Linked DNA regions of Homo sapiens: region 1 is linked to region 2. A link is an interaction called in ENCODE POLR2A ChIA-PET data of the cell type or tissue named here. Cell type or tissue: MCF 10A. All regions are shown on one strand. Each heading gives the region's core, and the rest is flanking DNA. Links, peaks and the distances in the headings are about the cores only.

Region 1 (10,782 bases), core at 2,094-10,093, 52 kb before region 2:
ACAGCCCCTCCAGCCCAGAGGCTGCTGGATTCTTCAAACTAGCCAGTCCTAACCATGCTTAACCTGCCTCACCAATGGCACCAATCATCCTCAAACTTCTTTTGACTTCATAGAGAAGATACTCAGAAACTGAGTGAGGCGTAGCCTTCCTGTGCCTTTACTGGATTAGCTACCACACACCCCTCCACACCCTCACACACCCCTCCACACCCTCACACACCCCTCCACGCCCTCACAACCCCACCTTTATGTGGACCCTCTGCCACTTGCAGCTCTTGGGAGCTTATGTGCCCACAGCTCCTTGACCGGACATGCAAGAGGCTTTTGTTTTGCAGGTTGGAGAATCCCAGGGAAGACTCAAATAGGCTGGTTTCATGTCATGGTCCTATCTCTGGACTAGCCACAGTGGCTGGGGAGGGGCTAGAAAGAGTATAATTGGAAGTTTCAAGTACAATCACATGGGACAAAGGAGAATTTACAAGAAGAATAGAGTTTTACGCAGATAAAACAATACATATCACTTGAGTAACATAGTTTTACCCAGTTATTTTTAATGGTTGTATATACAAAATTTTATGAACATAATCTATATAACTGTTCTGCGATGGATGGAGTTTAGACAGTTCCATTTGAAACACAAAAAATGTGATTTTCAAGTGCAGAGATCTGAAATTAAGTGAATTACCTGTGAGTGGGCCTTTAAGTGAATTACGAAAGAGCGTTGGCATATAGATTTCATGGTGGAGCTAATCCTACTATCTAGAATTACAGTTCTTTGTAATGAGACCTTTGGACTTGATTTGCTATCAGAAGATGTGTTTGGTGAGGAAGTATCATTTGACTCATTTCAGGGGCTCTGTTTTTACATCTTTATTTTTGGGTTCCTTTATCATTGGAAACTGGCTTGTTATCTTTCAAGTGGGCACAAGGCCAGTGGACCAGATGGTCTGTACTGTAGGCTTGCTAGGCAGGAATGTGTCACTCTCACTTGGGTACTAGCGGCTGGATTTCTACTGGGAGTGGGGAGCCAAGAGGAGGAGCATCACTTCATTAGTTTGGAAGGACATGCAGCTTCTCTTCCAACTCATCCTATTTTTTTTTTTTTTTGGTCAGCCTTTAACATTGAGACTGTATCTTCTTATTTTGAAGGACTTTGAGGTTTTACAAATCTTGATGGGATTTTTATGGAATGCAATCTCAGATGCTGTCACATGATACTACGGACCACCCAATATCAAGGATCTGACCCCGTCAGATGACCCCTTGAATTTTGGTATAATGCCATCACAACCTGTCATTTGTTGTGCTTATTGTTTGCGTCTGTTCACCAGGAGGTCTGCTCCCCAGGGCAAGGATCATGGAGTTTGTCACCTTCACCTAGCACAGCACCTGGAAGGTAGGGGAGCTCAGTGAGTGTTTGCCAAATGGATGAATGCACGGTGTCTGCAGGGCGGATGTGTGCAGAGAGGCCTCAGTTATGGTGCACTGGTGTGTTGCTGGAGTGAAGCAAGGTCTCATCAGCCCTAGTTTGTCATAATCTTAGCAGCGAAACCAGCAAGCCCGTGAGAATGGAGACCCCTGTGAATCAGAGGGGTCCGCTGAAGCATCCTTACTGAGGGGGGCTTACTTTGAATTCATGGACCCTGGGGTGAATTTCCTGGGGTGAGACCTTGAGATTACATACAGATCCTTGTGTGTTGTGTGTGTGTTTATTTTTCTGGGGAGAGGAGTCCAGCTTCTATAAGCTTCTCCATGGCTCATGAAGAATGGTGGTGGCAAGATTACAGGGTCTGCAGTGGATGCCTTCTGTTGGCACATCTCTGATTTTGTGCCCTGGGGAGGAAGTGAGGCAGGTGATCTTGGGAATTACCTAGGAGTAAAGTAGTAAATTCTGTGTTTCATTTCACACGAGACTAAATTTCAGTGGGGAAGATGAGAAGGATTTTGTGAAATACCTGAGCCTACAACAGGGACACAAACTATTGATTGTTGGGATTATTTTTCTAGGAATGTTTTAGACAGATTTGTTTTCCTAAAGACTCATCAGCTGATCGTGGGGTGGCTGGGGGGCATCATGTGAAGCAGTGTTTCTCAAAGGTATTTTCCCATGGAACCCCCTTTTTAATGGGACATCTACTTAGATCTCACAGACTAATTAGAAAATGTCCTGAAACCCAGCAAAGGTTGGGCCGATGAAACAGAGCGAGCAGGTGCATACGGATGGCATTGGATGCAGGCAGGCAACAAATTGAAGAGTGTGGAGAAACGGGGGCATGGCCTGGCCATGAGGAATTTCCTCAGTATTTAGAAGCTCAGGAGAGCAGGCTGAGCTGCCACAGGAAACCAAGAAAGTGTGGCCAGATCTGGGGGAAAAGCAGGAGGGTGTGGTTTCAAGGATGTTGAAAGCAGAAAATATCAGCAGAAGGAAAGTGTGGCCAAATGGGTTGGTGACAACTGAGAAGCTGAGCAAATGGACAAACACGTGCCCCCCGGATTCCACAGCATGGAGATCGTTAGTGACCATTTGAGGACAGGTTTTGTGGAAAATCAGTGAGGAGGCCAGATGGGAGTGATGGAAGGGAGAGTGGGAGTGTGGAGGCAGACATGGTTCTCTGGGGGTGTTAGGTTGGCACGACTGGAAAGATGGGAAGGTATGGGGCAAACATGATCCTTTCCAGGCTGGGCACAGTGGCTCAGACCTGTAATCCCAGCACTTTGGGAGGCTGAGGCGGGAGGATTGCTATGGCCCAGGAGTTTGAGACCAGCCTGGGCAATATCGTTAAGACACCATCTTTAAAAAAAAAAAAATTTTTTTATAGTAGCCAGGTGTGGTGACATGTGCCTATAGTCTGTTACTCAGGAGGCTGAGGTGGGAGGATTGCTTGAACCCAGGAGTTTGAGGCTGCAGTGAGCTATGATCACGCTATTGCACCCTAGCCTGGGTGATGGAATGAAACCCTGTCTCTGAAAAAAAGAAAATACTCTGTACAGGGGGAGATTAAGAAGTAGCAGTCTGTGGGCTGTGGCTTGCCTCTAAGGTGGGAATTTATCAGTGGGGGTTGGAGGAAAGAGGGAATGATGTGGAGAGTCAGAGGCTGTCCAAGAGGGACACCATCTTTGAGAAGCGTGAGGGGAGCCTTGGTTTTTGGAAGATGGACACTTTCCCTGTAACAAGAGAGAGTTGTGATCCTATTTTTTCTTTTCTTTTTTAACCAGATGATTGAGTTGTTTGCAAGTGCCTTTCAGTTCACTCTACAGAAAAGCTTTTTGCCAGGTGTAGCACTATATCACGTACATGGAATTTTAATTTTACTTTTTGCATCCAAGCTTGCACAATCAATTCTTGTACTTCAGGGTATAGAATGTACCTTTCTCCTGCCATAGCATATTAAATCTACCCATTGGAAACATTTGCATTTAATAAATACAGAATTGATTAGCTCATTCTTGAAATAAATCAGTTAAACTTGTGCTTTTTGAAGTTGAAGAAATTACTTTCGTAGTTACTAAAGAATGTGCATGTCAGGAAAGGAGGGCCTTATTTCTGTGTTTTTACTTTCTGTTTGTGGTTAGGTTTTTATTTTTGTTTTCTGGGTATACAGTTCTGAGAATTGTAATACATGTATCCATTCCTGTTACCATCACCAAAATCAGGTTAGAGACCAGTTTCATTACCTTGTAAAATGGCTTCATCTTGTGATACCCCTCTCAAACCCATGCCAGCCACCAACTACTGACCAGTTCTCCATACTATAGTTTTGTCTTTTGCGGAATATTATGTGAATGGAATTATACCGCATATAACCTTTTGAGACTGGCCTTTTTCACTCAGCATAAAGCCTTTGAGATTCATCCATGTTGTTTCATGTGCCTAGTTTAGCCCCTTTAATTGCCTGGTAGTATCCCAGTGGGTGGCTACACCACAGTTTGTTACTCATTTACCTCTTGAAAGAATTTTGGTAGTGGTCTATTTTCTTAACATTTAGCAAAATGTTTTTGAGGTTCGTCTATTTTGTGAGCATCTAATAATACTTTATTTCATTTTATGGCTGAATAGTATTCCAGTAAACAGTTGTATATTCCATTGTTTATCCATGCATCGCATGATGGACATTGGTTGTTATGCGTGATGCTGCTGTGAACATTCCTGTACAAGTTTTGGAGTGAACACATGTTTTCAGTTCTTGGGTATGTACCTAGGAATAGAATTACTGGGTCATATGTAACTATGGATTTAACCATTTGAGGAACTGCCAAATTGTTTTCTAAAGTGTCTTCATTTTACATTCTTACTGAAAGACAGGACTAGCTGGATTTCCTAGGCCGACTAAGAATTCCTAAGCCTAGCTGGGAAAGGTGATCACACCTGCCTTTAAACACGGGGCTTGTAACTCAGCTCACACCCAACCAATCAGGTAGTAAAGAGGGCTCACTAAAATACAAACTAGGCTAAAGCAAGAGGTAAAGAAATAGTGAAATCATATATCGCCTGAGAGCACAGGGGGAGGGACAATGATCGGGATATAAACCCAGGCATTCGAGCCGGGAGTGGGCAACCCCCTTTGGGTCCCCTCCCTTGTATGGGAGCTCTATTTTCACTCTATTAAATCTTGCAACTGCACACTCTTCTGGTCCATGTTTGTTATGGCTTGAGCTGAGCTTTCGCTCGCTGTCCACCACTGCTGTTGGCTGCCATTGCAGACCTGCCACTGACTGACACCCCTCTAGATCTGGCAGGGTGTCTGCTGTGCTCCTGATCCAGCGAGGCGCCCATTGCTGCTTCCGACTGGGCTAAAGGCTCGCCATTGTTCCTGCACGGCTGAGTGCCCAGGTTCATCCTAATCGAGCTGAACACTAGTCGCTGGGTTCCATGGTTCTCTTCCGTGACCTACGGCTTCTAATAGAGCTATAAAACTCTGGAATCCATAAGGCCAAGAACCCCAGGTCAGAGAACAAAAGGCTTGCTGCCATCTTGGGAGTGGTCTGCCACATCTTGGGAGCTCTAAGAACAAAGACCTGCCCGTAACATTACCAACAATGTGTGGGGGTTCTACTTCACATCCTCACCAACACATGTATTTTCTAGTTTTTTTTATTACAGCCATCCTTGTGATTGTGATGTGCTTTCTTGCTGTGGTTTTGATGTGCTTTTCCCTCCTGACTAGAGATGTTGAGCATCTTTTCATGTGCTTATTGGTCCTTCAAATCTCTTTTTGGAGAAATGTCTATGCAAATCCTTGGCTCATTTTCCAATTGAGTTGTCTTTTTATTATTGAGTTGTAACAGTTATTTATGTATTTTGGATACTAGACCTGTACAGACATATGATTTACAATTTTTTTCTTCCAGTTTGTAGATTGTCTTTCTTTCTTGATGGTGTCCATTGAAGCACAAAATTTGTAATTTTGATGATATCCCATCTATTTTTTTGTTTGCTTGTTCTTCTGGTATCATAGCTAAGAAAACATTGCCTAATCCAACATCATGAAAATTTACATCTATATCTTTTTCTAAGAGTTTCATAGTTTTACCTCTTATATTTAGGTCTTTGATCAATTTTGACTTAAATTTTGTATATGATATGAGACAAGGGTTCAATTTTATTCTTTCACATGTGGCTATCTAGTTGTCCCAGCACCATTTGTTGAAAAGACTGTTCCTTTTGCATTATACTGACTTGACACTCTTGTTGAAAATCAATTGACTATAAATGTATGGGCTTATTACAGTAGCTTTGTAGTAAGTTTTGAAATCAGGAAATGTGAATCTTCCAACTTTGATTTCCCAAGATTGTTTTGGCTATTCTGGATCCAAGCATTTCCGTATGAATTACAGGATCAACTTGTCCATTTTTGCAAAAAAAAAAAAAAAAAAAAAAAAAAAAATCTAGCTGGGATTTTTATAAGGGTTGTGTTGAATTTGTAGAACATTTTGGAGAATATTGCCATCCAAACAATATTGTCTTCCAGCTCAGAAGCATGGGATGTCTTTTCTTTAAGCTTTCTTCAATTCATTTCAATGATCTTTTCTAGTTTTTAGTGTACAAGTTATATCTCTTTTGTTAAGTTTATTCCTAAGTATTGTATTTTTTATGCTGTTATAAATGGAATTGTTTTCTTCACTTTAGTTTTTGATTGTTTATTGCACATGTACAGGAATCTCAGATTTCTGTGTATTGATTTTTGTACCCTGAAACCTTGCTGAACTCATTTATTACCTCTAACAGTATTTTTGTGGATTCCTTAAGATTTTCTAAGGAAGTCATCTGCAAATGTTACTTTACTACTCAGCCAGGCAGGCAGTTGACAGCCCTACCTTCGTCTTCCCTTCCTGCTTGTGCAAAGCCTCAAGGTCAGTCGGAGATGAGAGCTTAGGGCCTTCCCAGGCCTTTCCTGAGCATGAACACAGTGCTTGGCATGTACACAGCCTGTGTGCATGTGGCCTTTTAATTTTCAGCACTTTATTGGAGTTTTTCAAAGGACCTACAGACGTTTCATTCCATGGCTTTTTCCTTTAAGCTTTTTGGTTAGCCTCTTTTTGCCTTTTTGTTAACCACCACCTCTAGCAGCTGTTGTGGTTAATGATCACCTTCAACTGTTTTCAGCAAATGCCCCGAGGCTAAAGACATGTCACACTGAGCAAGGTCTGAGTCAGGTCAAATAAAAACAGCCTTCTAGGTGGTTTCTTCTAGAGAAACATCAGACAGGTCATTTCATGTCAGTTCTCTGGGAATGAGAATTTGAAGGAGCTCCAGCCATGTTTTGCCAGGGTTCTCACATGCACTGTGATTGTGGGCTATTGGTTTGCAAGGCTCCTGCCGAGACGGGTAGGTGGGAAGGGAATAGCACCAAGCTAATGTGCCACAAAGCTCACCTGTTCTTACCGAGATTCAGACATTTTTCTTGAGGAAGCACTCATCAGATTGCTGCAATCTGTTTTTAATTTTTAGGGTTCTGAAAAAGTTGATTCTGACACTTTCTGCCAGTTTTCTCATTGATTTTATGGAAGAGAGAATTTTCATTGGTCTTCAACTCTGGCATTTTTGTTGACATCATTTTTATTAAAGTTTGAGGATTCTTTTTATGTTCTAGGTACAAGACCTGTATCAGCTATATGCTTTGTAAATATCTTCTCCTGGAATGTGTCTTGTATTTTCATTCCCTTTACAGTGTGTTTTGAAGATGCCACATTTAAAATTTTGTTGTCATATGTAATAAATCTTTGCCTAATCCAGAGTTATAAAGATTTGTTTCCATTCTTTCCTTTACAGATTTTATAGTTTCATGTTTTACATTTATGTCTGTGATTCATTTGAAACTAACTCCTTTATGTGGTATGAGATATGGATTGAGGTTTATTTCATCTTTTCCCCAGATGGATATCCAGTTTTTCCAGCACCATTTGTTGAAAAGACTATCCTTTCCTCGCAGAATTGCTTTTGCACCTCTATCAAAGATTTTTTTCTGTATATGTGTGGATCTATTTCTGCAGTAGAGATTATACTGTATTGGTCTACTTGTCTGTCTTGATGCCAACACCACACTGTCTTAATTAATGTGTTTTAAAAATGTGTGTGTGTGTGTGTTTAAGTGTATGTATATATTCTGATGAGGAACAATGTCTCTGGATCAGAGGAAATATTTTATATTCACAGTGCCAACTAGTGTCAATTCCCCAAGGGACAGTGTGGTCAGTGCCACTTACTCCCCTGTGCGTGCAGTGCTGTTCAGGAGAGGCCCCTGAATTGCTATAGGGTGTCTAATAACTTTGCCCTTTTTCTGCCCCAGAGACAAAGAGGGAGAGACTCTTACTCTGCAATCTAAACAAATCCTCTCTGGGGAGAGGAGGAAAGTTCCCTAGTTTTATTTTACTGAAAGGTAGCAAATGGTTGCAAGACAGATATGTCTCTAAATCTCTCCTGGGCGTTATACTACTTCTAGCTTTCAAGGCATTCAAATCCTCTATCCTTATTTTTACAGTGCTGCTTGTTTAGAAAAACCACATATGCAGAAGTTCATGGAGAATTGTCTGTTAACATACTTTGACTTAATTCTTGAAACCTCTTGAAAGGTTATGTTAATTCTCTTTGTTCCTCTTCTTCAAAGTTGTTGCGGCTATGCTATATCCTTTGAATTTCTGTGCGAATTTTAGAATTAGTTTGTCAGTTTTAGAACAAAGCCTGCTGGGATGTTGATTGGAATTACACTAACTCTGTACATCAGGATTTTTCCACCTCGGCACTGGGAGTGTTGACATTTTGGGCTGGATAATTCTTTGTTGTGGGGCTGTCTTCTGCATTGTGGGGTGGGTAGCAGCATCCCATCCTTTACTCATTAGATGGCAACAGTACCTTCTGCCACCAAGTAGGGACAACCAACAGTGCCTCCAGACATTACCAAATATCTCCCGGAGTGACAAAATCACCCGTGGTTGAAAAGCACTTCTACAGATCAACTTGGGGAGAGTTGATGTCATAATAATATTGAGTCCTCTGCCCTATGAATACATTATATCTTCCCAATTATTTGGTCTTTAATCTTTCTCTACAGTAGTTTGTAGTTTACAGTGTACAGGAGTTACTTATCTTTTGTCAGATTTCTTCCTATTTATTTTACAGACTTTGATGCTATTGTAAATGGTATTGTTTTTAAATTTAACTTTCTGATTACTTACTACTAGTGTATAGAAATACAGTTGCATCTTGTATATTGCTCTTGTATTCTGCAGCCCTGCTAACCTAAACTCACTTATTAGTTCTTGTAGGTTTTCATAAAATACTTCAATTTTGTTTTTTATTCCAATGCAGTTTTTTAGCTTTACATTGTATGTGGATTACTCTTTTATTCTTCTAATTTTTTTTTTTTATAGGAAACATGGGCAGTGTTTTGTAGAATTGATGGGTACAATTTAATATAGGGTCAGGTGACCAGACTCAGGATTCCATTGTTTCTTGGTGAAAAATATTGATAGTGAGTAATCTAGATAATTTTGGAAGCATGAAGGTAGAAAGTGAATTCATAGGTCACATATCACAGGTTGAATGGGTCTCTGACAGTCAGTTTGCTATTTGATCACCTAAATAAATAATTGTTTGCATTGGTCAGCTTTAGTTGAGACTTTTAAAAATGTATATCTGCCTGCTATATTTATGGAGAATATTATTTTTGTTCTTCAATAACACTTCAGATGAAGCTAGAACTATTCTTCAATTTGTAGGTTGTAGACTTTGCCATTTAGAAAAACATTAATTTTTATCCATGTCACATAATGCACATTTGGCCCTTCAAAGAGTGCAGGGGTTAGGGGACCCGTCATGCGCATCCATGTGAAGAGAGTCCACCAACAGGCTTTGTGTGAGCAACAAGGCTGTTTATTTTACTTGAATGCAAGTGGGCTGAGTGGGGCAGTTTTACAGGATTTGGGTAGGTAGTGGAAAATTACAGTTAAAGGTGGTTATCTCTTACAGGCAGGGGCGGGGGTCACAAGGTGCAGGGTGGGTAGATTTTGAGACTCATTGTCCAGGGGAGGAATGTCACTAGGTCGATTGATTAGTTGGGGTGGGGCAGGAACAAATCACAATGGTGGAATGTCATCAATTAAGGCAGGAACTGCCTATTTTCACTTCTTTGGTGGTTCTTCAGTTGCTTCAGGCCATCTGGATGTATACTGCAGGTCACAGGGCATATGATGGCTTAGCCTGGGCTCAGAGCCCTGATGGGACCCAACCTCCCTCACAGTCAGAAATCCATGTATAACTTTTGACTTCCCCCAAACTTAACTACTAATAGCCTACTGTTGACTGGAAGCCTTACTAATAAACACGGTCAATTAACACATTATGTAGGTTACATGCATTATATACTGTATTTTTGCAATAAAGTAAGCCAGAGAAAAGAAATGTTAATAGGAAAATCATAAGGAAGAGAAAATATATTTACTATTTATAAGTGGAGGTGGGTCATCATAAAGGTCTTCATCTTTGTTGTAGTCTTCATATTGAGTGGGCTGAGTAGAAAAGGAAGAGGAGGGCTTGGTCTTGCTATCTCGGGGTGGCAGAGGAGGAAGAGGCAGAGGAAGTAGGAGGGGCAGCAGGAGAGGCAGGCACACTCAGTGTAACTTTGATGGAAAAAAATCCACATATAAGTGGACTCGCCCAGTTCAAACCTGTGCTGTTCCAAGGTCAGCTGTATATTTATTGATAATCCTGAAGTTGTACTTGAGCTCCCAACTTTAGCTTAAAGGGGACTTTTTATCTACTCTGTGTGTGTATGTGTGTGTGTGTGTGTGAGAGAGAGAGAGAGAGAGAAAGAGGTGTATATTATTTTAGAATACCAAGAAATGTAGTGCTCCAAATAAATATGCAGGCTTGTTTTCCTGACTTGGTAAGAGGACTTGGTGCTTTTACTGAGAACAGCTTGGGGAGCATTTCAGGCAGTCTCTGAAGTACTCACTGGTGGAGAGGGATTTTCTTCCATAGAGCAAGGGTCTGCTTTTGTGTCGCAGTAGTGCACACCTTTCTTTGGAAAAGAGTTAGCAGTTCCTCTTGAAACGCCCTTGATCTCTGTTGTCCTTGTCATCTGTGACCTTCCTCTCTGTTCTTGCCATAAGAGGCTTTGTCAGGTGGTGGTCTTTTTCATTTTGACATTCTGGGAGAATTTCTGAAGCTTTCCCCTGTGTCACTAGTTTGGTTTTCCAGGGTGTAGGTTCTGATTTTTACTTCCTTCAGCGTGGGTTTCCCCCTGTGGTTATAGCTGTTGTCTCCATGGCATTCCTGTTGACCTC
Region 2 (10,782 bases), core at 1,342-9,341:
CCAGTTTCCTGTTAAAACATTGTTATTTGGGGGGATAGAAAAGAATTGCAGATTTTAGTTATAAAAATTTAGAGCTAAAGTTTCCTTTTGAAGAGTATAATTTGCTGTCTAAAATGTATATGTGTGTATTATTGCTTTGCATTTCAGGTTGTTGGACTCTTGACATTTTGTAAGTTGGCCTTTGTTTTCACTTCAGGTCTGTCACATTTTCCCCAAATGCAATCATCTTGTCTGTGAATATTTCTTAGTGGCTCTTGTCTCATGAGCAGATCTTACTATGAACAAGATACAGATGCCAACCACTTGGGCAGGGAAGTAGGAGACCTGTCACCATGGGTCAGCTCGCCCTTCCGTAGATCCTGCTTCTCTGGAGGTCTCTCCTCTCGGGAAGGCCTGCCTGGAGAGGGTGTGCCATGGACCAGGGAGAGTGGACATTAGGGCTGGCATCAGAGGTGCTAACTAGCTTCTCAGGACCCATACCCCTCTCTGGGACAGCCTCATGTCCCCTCTGCGGGATGGTACGGCCCTTCAAGGGACCCTTCCTCCTCCTCCTCATTTCTTTCCATTTGGACATCCAGGGATGTGTCTGCCCTTGGTGTCCCCTTCCTTTTGCCCAGCACTGCCCCCTCGCCCCCTACTCCTCCTCCCTCAGCCCCTCTTGCCCACTGGGTTGTGTTTTTTCCTCTGCCCTGGTGGGAGTCAGCTTCGGGCCACCGCCAAGTTGAATGCATTCCAAGGTGCGGTGAGTGAACGGTCCTTCCAGATCCTGCTCTGAGGTTGGGACCCTGTGAGGTTGCTAAGGGAGCCGGATGGAGCACAGAGCATTTTTTAATGGGGCTGTGGTCACAGGACTCAGCCCTGTGCAGGGACCGCTGTGGCAGGGTGGGCCTTCCTGCTCAGGCCAGCAGTAGTGATGACACCAAGAGCGTGCGCAGATGCAGCCTGCTGTGAGCCTGTACTCTCTCAGCGTTCTGTCTCCAGCTCACCCCTTGGAAGCAGCAGTGATTATTGGCATCTGTGCAGTGAGGACTGGGGGCCCAGAAAGGCTGTCCGGGGTCCCACAGACCATTCTTGTCACCCCCTCCCACACACTCTCGCTCAGTGCCGCATGTCTTTGCTTGCTTTGGTGTGAACATGTGCTTTTTATGGTGGAGGGCCAGAATCTATTCTGGATCATACAATGTAGGGCACACAGGTTTCTGCAGGATAAAAATGTTCATACATTTGCCTTATATAAGGAGGTGCTTCCACATTGGGAAAATGGGGTTTCTTTCTATGAATAAAACTAGGAAAAATCAATATGTAATGAGCAAGATACGACATCTACACAAAAGATCCCCCGAAGAAATGACCTTGGCCGGGTGCGGTGGCTCACGCCTGTAATCCCAGCACTTCGGGAGGCTGAGGCGCGAGTAAATCACTTGAGGTCAGGAGTTCGAGACCAGCCTGGCCAACATGGTGAAACCCTGTCTGTTCTAACGATACAAAAATTAGCTGGGAGTGGTGGTACATGTCTATAATCCCAGCTACTTGGGAGGCTGAGGCACGAGAATCACTTGAACCCGGGAGGCGGAGGTTGCCATGAGCCAAGATTGTACCACTGCACTCCAGCCTGGGTGACGGAGTGAGACCCTGTCTCCAAAGGAAAAAAAAACAACAACAGAAATGACCTTGAACTGTGTGGCCAAGGAGGTACCTAAGTCCCCACGCAGTGACCAGGACATATAGATTGTCAGGGAGAGATGGAAGGACTGGACTTGACCATGAACCTGAACCGTAGTCATTTGTGTTTTAATGTGTTTGAGAAGCATGACAGTGTTTTCTGAAGGGCTGATCTGTGTGAACTGTCATCTCAGGGCCCCTACCCAGGAGGGGTGCCCTGACGCCGGGCGCAGCCTTTCTGAGACTTGGGGTAGGGTGGGGATGGCCCCCGCCCCAGCCTGGATGGCTTATCTTTGCTGGTTTCCCTGAACCGTAGGTAGCCTCTCTTCTCGCCCACCAACTCTAAACTTGGTGATTTAGGCTTTCTCCCTCCATTTCAGTGAGGTAGCAGGATGGGCACTGGTCTTTATACAATGAGGGCCTCTGCTCTCACTCCTAGTAACCGTCGCAAGCCCGTCTGTAACTAGGTCATAGGGTAGGGCAGCACGCACTGTGCTTCAGGGTTTGCTATTGAAGGCTGTAGATGGGGGTTTGAAGGTTGTCTGCAGAATCCATGGCTAGGTTCAGTGCTGTCTTCCAGGAGGCCCAGCTTGATGTGGGAGTCCGGACTGCCGTGGCCCACGGGGTGACCTTGGGTATGTTGTTGAACTGGAGCCTCCGGGGGCCTCCTAGCTTTGAGATGTCCTCGTTGTCATGAATGAGTGCTAGAGCAGCAGCATTCAGCCCGGGAGATGGGGCCGTGGCTGCGGCCGGGGCCCTGAGGTCAATTTGCCAGCAGCCTCAGGCGGTTTCTTGAACTGAGGACAGCCGGTGTCCAATGGTCCCTCGCTGCTGTGCCTGGTATTGACGTGACATAGAGTAGACGTCTTTCTGACAAGTTATTATTTCTTTCAAAAACATATTTTTCTGTTCACCCTGAGCACTGAAGTCTATCTTTTTGTTCAGAGGTCCTAAAACCAAGACCACAGGTGGCCTTCCGCTCCCAGGTATGTTTTCTTTAGCTCATGCGGTGTTTAAAAATGTTTATTTGATAACACTTAAAACTTGGGAGAGTTCACAGTACAGAATGGACTTTGAATTCTTTTGCAGAATTGGAAGATCCAGGCATGCTGGGTCTGGATTGCCGCAGGGAATCCTCTACATGGGGGGAACTGCAGCTGCCACCATCCCTCGGTGGCCTCCTTATTTTGTTGGAAGTGTTATGGTTTTCCAGGAAAAGAGACACCAACATTCAGCTATAGAAGAGGGCACATTCCAGCTGCCCAGGGACAGGTTACCCGGGTTAGTCAGAGCTGTAGCCAGAGAGGGGAAAGGAGGGGGTGGGAGCAGCCTGGGTATGGTGTGGCTGCAAGAAAGTCACACTTGTCATAGGGTGAAGCTGGGCCACCTGCTCCTCCTTCTTTCCCAAGTGAGATTGCTGGAAAAACACCGTCCTGTCCAACAGGTAAACCAGCTGTACAGTGAGTGCTGGTGAGCTGCCCCTCCCCTGCTTCCCCCACCCTCAAGAACCTACCCTGCCTCCTTTCCCCCTTCCTAACTGGCCTCTTGGGACTACTTTGAAGACTTCTCTGGTGACTGAGTGTACTGACCAGCCAGTGGCTGTTTTGTCATCCTTCAGCAGATAGTTACAATCTATTTTTTATTCTCTTTCTAGTAGTCAAATGTAAGTACTTGTATGCTTAAACCTAAAATCTTTAAAAAATGGATAAAAGGGAGATTCTTGTATTTATATCACATGTATTATTACACTAATTTATAAAATAACTTATAATATAATTGATTATAGGCCGGGTGCAGTGGCTCACACCTGTAATCTCAGCACTTTGGGAGGCCAAGGCAGATGGATCACATGAGGTCAGGAGTTAGAGACCAGCCTGGCCAACATGGTGAAACCTCATCTCTACTAAACATACAAAAATTAGCTGGGCGTGGTGGGGGGAGCCTGTAATCCCAGCTACTTGGGAGGCTGAGGCAGGAGAATTGCTTGAACCCAGGAGGCGGAGGTTGCAGTGAGCCGAGATTGCGCCATTGCACTCCAGCCTGGGCAACAGAGCGAGACTCCGTCTCAAATTTATATGTGTGTGTGTGTGTGTGTGTGTGTGTGTGTGTGTGTGTGTGTGTTGTGTGTTGTGTGTGTGTATAAAATATTTAATATTAACACACTGAAGCCAGAGCTGCCTTGTCTGAACAGTTCATCATGATGCCATTTTTAAGGTGGGTTTTGATTATCGAGACCTGCCCTTCCAGAGCTGTTTTCCTCCTGGTGCCACCTCTTCCTGAATTGTCCCTGCTGATGCTGGGTGAATTGCATGACAGGCCTGGCTTCAGCATTTAAGCGTCCCCAGAGTTGGAGACAAGGTAACAAAGGCAACACCATCAGGAGAGCTTTGTTCTGTAACATGAGCACATTGAGGCCTCATGATGATTCCTGCTTTGCATTTCTTGGGGGAAGATTGTTTTGGGGTGCTCCTCTCCCCAGCTTGTGGGGGCCCACTGCCCTGTTGCTTGGCCCAGCCCTTCTGGGCCCCCACCGCGTGCTGCTGTGTTCCACCCTCTGCTCCACCCCAGCCCTCAGGGCCACTCCTCCTTGGGTGACCACTGTCAGCATTGATCTTGAATCAGAGAGTTGTGCATGTGGACTGCAGGTTCTGATTCTCCCGGGGCTGCTGGATCAGGGCCCCCAAATCTCCACGTGTGCATGTGGGCTGCCTGCAGCTTGTTCAGAATCTTCTTTTTCAGAAGAAGGCATGAGGTAGAAAAAAGATTGAGAAACAATGTGTTGTAGATCAGTGTGACTAATTGTTTTCAAAGAAACACCCAGGGCCTTTGCACCAGAGGTGTGCTGTCCTACTGGCGGGTGCGGGGCTTACGTATTACCCCGGTGTATGCGTGCATTGCCTTTTGTGGCCCTTGGCCCCCGTGCTGCCGTGTGGGTTATGATGGGCATATGGGCTCTGGTGAGCATTTGCTTGGAGCTTTGCTACTCCCTTTATTCCTAGGGATCTGCCAGCCCTTCCTGCCACTTTGTAGCCGCTGTTCTGCCTCTCTGTTATCCCGGCGCCTCCCGGGGTCTCTCTGTTTTCTGTGCTTGTCTTTCTGTTCTCTCCTGTGCCTATTCTCAGCCACCTGTGCCCTCACTTTCTATTTGTAGCACATCCCAGTCCATGCTGGCTGCCCCTGCAGCTCGAGGGGCCGCTGTGTGGTCAGAAGTCCTTCTTGGAGCTTTTTCTATGTGCACATTCACTCTCTGCACAATGCATTAGCCAACAGTTGGGAAACGTTTTTACTCTTAGTGATGGAGCCTTTTCTACCAATGAAATCTTATGAGGAAGCTCAGTATGTGAAAATGGAGTTGATCTGGATGAAGGTGGGGCCCAGGCATTACAACCCTCTCCACTTAGCAACTCCCCACCCAGGACCATCAATGTCCCCTAGATCCTCTGGGGCTGTGTGGGGCACTATAAAAAACCAGTGCATTGGGCTGAGCTCTGCTTAATGAATTCAGGAGTCGGCAGGAAAATGTGGAGTGATTCCAATGCCCCACCTCTGTTTACTTAGCAGAGTCACTTCGAGCCATAGCCAGTATTTTGAGTTGGTCTAGTGAGATCACCTGTAATAGTGGTTGCTAATGTGAAACAAGGCATGACGTTTGTCAAATGACTGTGACTTGAGCAATTTTTAATTGTGACTTGGTATTAAGGAATGAACATTAATTACCAATTAAACAAAAAATTAATCTAGGAAGAGAATCAAGGAGGAACTGCTCACTGTCAGGGCTAGCATATCTTTGAGGGACTGTCTCATGTCAGACGTCTTGAAGGCAGAGCGTCCTTCAGGCTCATGAGCCCCGAGCTGGCCACTGTCAGGATGCTGTGGAAGAGTCACACGCATCACCTTGTCTGCCAGTGCTTGTCAGTTGATTGTGGCTTCCGGCAGCGTTTGTAGGACTGGGAAGGATTTCGAAGTGCGTCTGGGCTTCCCTGGAAAAGACCATATGGTTGATTAGTAGCGGCAGCCGCGGTGAAGGATGGGCCCTGGTTGTCCGAGTGACGAGTATTTGCCTGCCCTGGATTGCAACAGAGGTGAACTTGGCAGGAAGGAGGGAGGCGTGAGGTGAATGAAGTTTGCAAGGGAGCTGGCAGGAGGCTCCCCGAGACGAAGCAGGTAAATGTACTCTCACCTGCTGATTGATGAGTGTCCTGTAGCCCTTGGCAGGGCCCAGGACCTGTGGGCTTCACCTGTGACCTCAGTGGGCTGGCACTGCCTCAGGACCCTCCGGATGCTCAACCACACATAGAACAAACGTGGCAGTGGGGGGCACCGAGCAGCCCCTCTGCCAATCTTGAGTGGCTTTGCTGGATCCTGCCCGTGTTCACACACACGCCGTGACTGTCTGTGGTATGTGTGTGAAGGTTTTCAGTTAATTTGGGATCCATTCTTTGATCTTGTCTTAGGCTCCTTTTAGTGATTTAAAGAAATCTATTCTGCGGTTTTCAAGGCTGTGTTGAACATACATGATATTGAATCTGTGGCTTGCTTGTCAAAAAATCAGTGCTTTTAGCTCTTACTTTTGATGACCCAGGGGCACTGAATGTGGAAAAGGAGACAAAAGTACTTCTTTAGTGGTAAAGAAAATTCAACTATAGATAGAAATATGGAGGTGGCAGTTTACAACTTTAATCAGAGTCTTACGGGGGACCTGCTGGGTCCCTTCCAGGAGGCTGTCTCAAAGGTAGCCTTTGGAGCTGGAAGGGAGGCTTTTTAAAAAAAATTAATTTATTAAAAAATGTTTAATTGTGGTAAAATACACATATGTGAAACTGATCCTCTTAACCATGTTGAAGTGTACAACTCAGTGGCATTGAGTGCGTTCACACTGTTGCTCAGCCATCACCACCATCCATCTCTATAACGTTTTCACCTTCCCAAGCTGAAACTCTGTAGTCATTCAACACCAACTCCCTATTTCCCCTCCCCCGCCATGGCAACCACCACTCTACTTCTCTGTGAATCTGACTACTCCAGGTACTGCATAGAAGTGCAGTCATGCGGCTGGGAGTGGTGGCTCATGCCTGTAATCCTAGCACTTTGGGAGGCCAAGGCAGGTGGATCACTGGAGGTCAGTAGTTCGAGACCAGCCTGGCCAACATGGTGAAACCCTGTCTCTACTAAAAATACAAAAATTAGCTGGGCGTGGTGGCGTGCGCCTGTAATTCCAGCTACCCAGGAGGCTGAGGCAGGAGAATTGCTTGAACCCAAGAGGCGGAGCTTGCAGTGAGCCCAGATCACGCCACTGTACTCCAGCCTGGGCGACAGAGCGAAACTCTGTCTCAAACAAACAAACAAACAAAACAAAACAAAAAAGAAGCAGAATCTTGCAGGATTTGTCCTCTGTGACTGGCGTATTTCCCTCAGCACCATGTCCTCGAGGTTCATCCATTGGTGGATGTTGCATGTGTCAGCATTTCTGGAAGGGGGCTATCGGGATGGGGTGGAACCACCTCGGATGCTCTTCCAGCCTTATCCTAAGCCGGAGCCCTAGGGAAGAAAGGCCACTGCATTTGGCTGCATGGGGCTGCTCTGGTGGCCTTTGTGCAGGTTTTGTGTGTGTTACCTTAACGTTGGAAGAACTTTTTAAAAAATCATATTAATATATTTTTTTTGTAGCTCCACAGTTGCTTGAAGCCCTGAAAACTGGGGTTACATAAGAAAATTTTCAACAGTTTCAAAACAGATTTAATTATCATATAATTGTTAAAAATGTATGTGTTGGCTAATGATTAGAACTATATTTTAAAATCATATTCAGAAGTTTAACAAAAATGCATCCAAATTAATAATTGAAAAGCAACTTCAGACACTATTAAAGATTTAATTAGTTTAATCAACCCTGCAAATGTTCATTTGGATTATCTGTCTTGCTTTTTTTTTTTTTTTTTGAGATGGAGTTTTGCTCTCGTTGCGCAGGCTGGAGTACAATGGGGCAATCTCGGCTCACTGCAATCTCTGCCTCCTGGGTTCAAGCGATTCGCCTGCCTCAGCCTCCCAAGTAGCTGGGATTACAGGCATGCGCCACCACCCCGCCTAATTTTTGTATTTTTAGTGGAGACGAGGTTTCACTATGTTCGCCAGGCTGGTCTCGATCTCTGGACCTCAAGTGATCTGCCCACCCTGGCCTCCCAAAGTGCTAGGATTACAGGCATGAGCCACCATGCCCAGCCTGTCTTTTCTTAATCATTCACATTTAGGTACCATTGGTGGTCTAGTGATGCAAGTTAGATCCCACCCCCAGAACCAGCTTATAAAATGAATATTTGCTGTCTTGGAATTTCTTAATTATGTTCAGTATACATTTAGAAATATTTATGGCTTTACAGTCGATCACTGTTGGAAGGAGGGTGCTCCCAGTATTGGAAACACTGTCCTAGGTTCTTTGGGGGAATAAAAACAATGCATGATGATCTTGCTTTCAAGCAGCTTGTCTTCTGTCCGGCACGTACCATCCACTTGCAGGAGAAAGAGCTGTGAGCCTTGTGCTGTGGTGCAAGGTCTTTAGGCAGCGGTTTGTTTGGCATCTGGAGGCAGGAACAATCAGAAGAGGCTTCAGGGAGGGGCAGAGCTGGAGCTAGCCATGATTGCTGGGTGGCTTTCATCCAGTGGATAACAGAGAAGGGCAGTGGGTTGTGGGTACCCCAAGTTAGGCACAGGGGAGCAGAAACAGAGTGTGATTGAAGGCTGGTAAGTCATGCTGCAGAAAGGCCAGTCTGGAAGGGGAACAGAGCTGGACACTGCCTTCTGTGCCTGGCCATAGATGGTCTTAATTGGGCTACGGATGTTCAACTTCCTCAGAGTAACGTGTGTTCCTCTAAGGAGTGATGTGATGAAAGCAGGGGGATGTGGTAGTTTCACCGGGTGGTCTCTGTGCATTGAATCTCTTTGACACAGCCTTGGAAGGGCCTATAACTAGGACAGCCCAACCACAAAGCACTGCAGCCTTCAAAAGCATCCTCTTAACCTGCATCTCACACTGTGTTCCCATCGAACACTCAGGTGGCCGTTTCCTTGGCGTTTTAGCTGAGCCACCCTGGAAATGGAACAGTACTTTATTCTAGCCATTTAGTTTCTGAAGGGAACAGGCATGTTCTGCCTTTATTCATCCCTGTTTACTGATAGATGAACAGACCACAAGTCTGGCAGTTTGCATTTTGCATTTTGGCAGTGACTTGGATTTGAACTTTGGGTGGAACACTACCTAAGCACATCTTTAAAACATGGCTTCCTTTCTTGTCCATTGTTCACTCCAATAGCCTGAGAGGCATCTCGATTTCTCCTTTTCCTTTAGCCCTGCCCATCGCTTTGCCGCAGGACACACCCAGGCTGGATTCCCTCCCTCCACCCCTGCTGCTGTTCCTCTGGAGGAGCTCCAGTTTTACTTGGGGGCTGCAGCATCCTCCCCTGGGCCCTCCCCTGGGGCCATCAGCATCCTCCCCTGGGCCCTCCCCTGGGGCCATCAGCATCCACCCCTGGGCCCTCCCCTGGGGCCATCAGCATCCTCCCCGGGCCCTCCCCTGGGGGCTGCAGCATCCTCCCCTGGGCCCTCCCCTGGGGGCTGCAGCATCCTCCCCTGGGCCCTACCCTGGGGGCTGCAGCATCTTCCCCTGGGCCCTTCCCTGGGGGCTGCAGCATCCTCCCCTGGGCCCTCCCCTGGGGGCTGCAGCATCCTCCCCTGGGCCCTCCCCTGGGGGCTGCAGCGTCCTCTCCTGGGCCCTCTCCTGGGGGCTGCAGCGTCCTCTCCTGGGCCCTCCCCTGGGGGCTGCAGCATCCACCCCTGGGCCCTCCCCTGGGGCCATCAGCATCCTCCCCGGGCCCTCCCCTGGGGGCTGCAGCATCCTCCCCTGGGCCCTCCCCTGGGGGCTGCAGCATCCTCCCCTGGGCCCTACCCTGGGGGCTGCAGCATCCTCCCCTGGGCTCTCCCCTGGGGGCTGCAGCATCCTCCCCTGGGCTCTCCCTTGGGGGTGCAGCGTCCTCTCCTCGGCTCTTCCCAGGGGGCTGCAGCATCCTCCCCTGGACCCTCCCCTGGGGCCATCAGCATCCTCACCTGGGCCCTCCCCTGGGTGCAGCAGTGTCCTCCCCTGGGGGCTGCAGCGTCCTCTCCTGGGCTCTCTCCTGGGGGCTGCAGTGTCTACCTTGCTGGCTGGTCTCTTTTCTGTCTTTCCTGCTTCTCTGCTGACCATCTCCACCCAGCAGCCAGAGTGACCATGACAGAAACATAAAGCAGACATCATTGTTCTCTTGTGTAGTCTCTCTCACTGCTTTCTTGCTCTCCCCTCCTTTCTTCTTTAACCTGCCCTTTGAGGCACTGTTGCTCGGAGCTGCTCTCACTGGCCCTTCCTGCTGAACTCATGCCTCGCTCCATCATGCCATCATCTTGGTTTTCCTGATCCTCAAACCATATGCTTCCAGCTTCAGGGGCTGGTTGCCCTCTCTGCCGGTACAGAGAACAGCACCTGGTACATAACTGGCACTCAGTAAATATTTGTTGGATAAATGAATGAACCTGGCAGTTCATCAGTATTTGGCAGAGCCAGGCCTGGCCCAATCTAGCTTCAGCAATGCCAGATCTCAGGCCACAAACAAAGGAGCTACCTGCTTCCTCGAGACCTTATCAAATCTGAACATTGTTAGGTATACCCTGATGTCTCGAAAGAAGAAGTCGGTCAGGTATTAGGACTAATTAAATGTTAGTGTTAGGCAATTTTTATTATAAACTTGATAGACTCTTCCTTTTAAAGAATTATAAAAATTATTTATAACTGTCATCCCAAAGAACTAATGATTTATGTTAAATATCTTTATGTTGGGGTTTGATTGTTGATTGTATTTATAATGGACCATACAATTTGAGAATCAAAGACTCAGAGTCAGGAAGCCTTTAGAGTACATCCAGGATTGCCTGGCTGCGGTCAGGACTTAGCAAATGGAAGTTGTTATTTTCATCACTGTTACTCTTTTACTGTAGGGTATCAGAAGGTGTTTATGGTCCACTTAAGTCAATCCTCTGCAGAGTGCACAGTCCTTCAGTGGCATTTCTGATGTGTGGGCACTCCGTTTCCCTGAGCT

The links. Peaks named below come from ENCODE experiments on the same cell type or tissue, not always from the same donor. Only the 100,000 strongest peaks of a DNase experiment are listed, where the experiment ranks them.
Region 1: POLR2A ChIA-PET joins it to region 2 with 10 read pairs; 2 of 35 experiments call an interaction of 5 or more read pairs at or near these places.

What each region holds. Positions count from the first base shown.
Region 1 is chr15:29,518,665-29,529,446 of GRCh38, reverse strand. The region is part of intron 1 of ENTREP2 (endosomal transmembrane epsin interactor 2); the gene reads left to right. Among named protein-coding and RNA genes, the nearest start is that of ENTREP2, 47 kb to the left of the region's middle. In MCF 10A, for the core only: no CTCF peak of the experiment used is centred there; no DNase peak of the experiment used is centred there.
Region 2 is chr15:29,465,430-29,476,211 of GRCh38, reverse strand. All of the region lies in intron 1 of ENTREP2 (endosomal transmembrane epsin interactor 2), which reads left to right. Among named protein-coding and RNA genes, the nearest start is that of ENTREP2, 100 kb to the left of the region's middle. In MCF 10A, for the core only: no CTCF peak of the experiment used is centred there; a DNase peak (open chromatin) is centred at 5,731.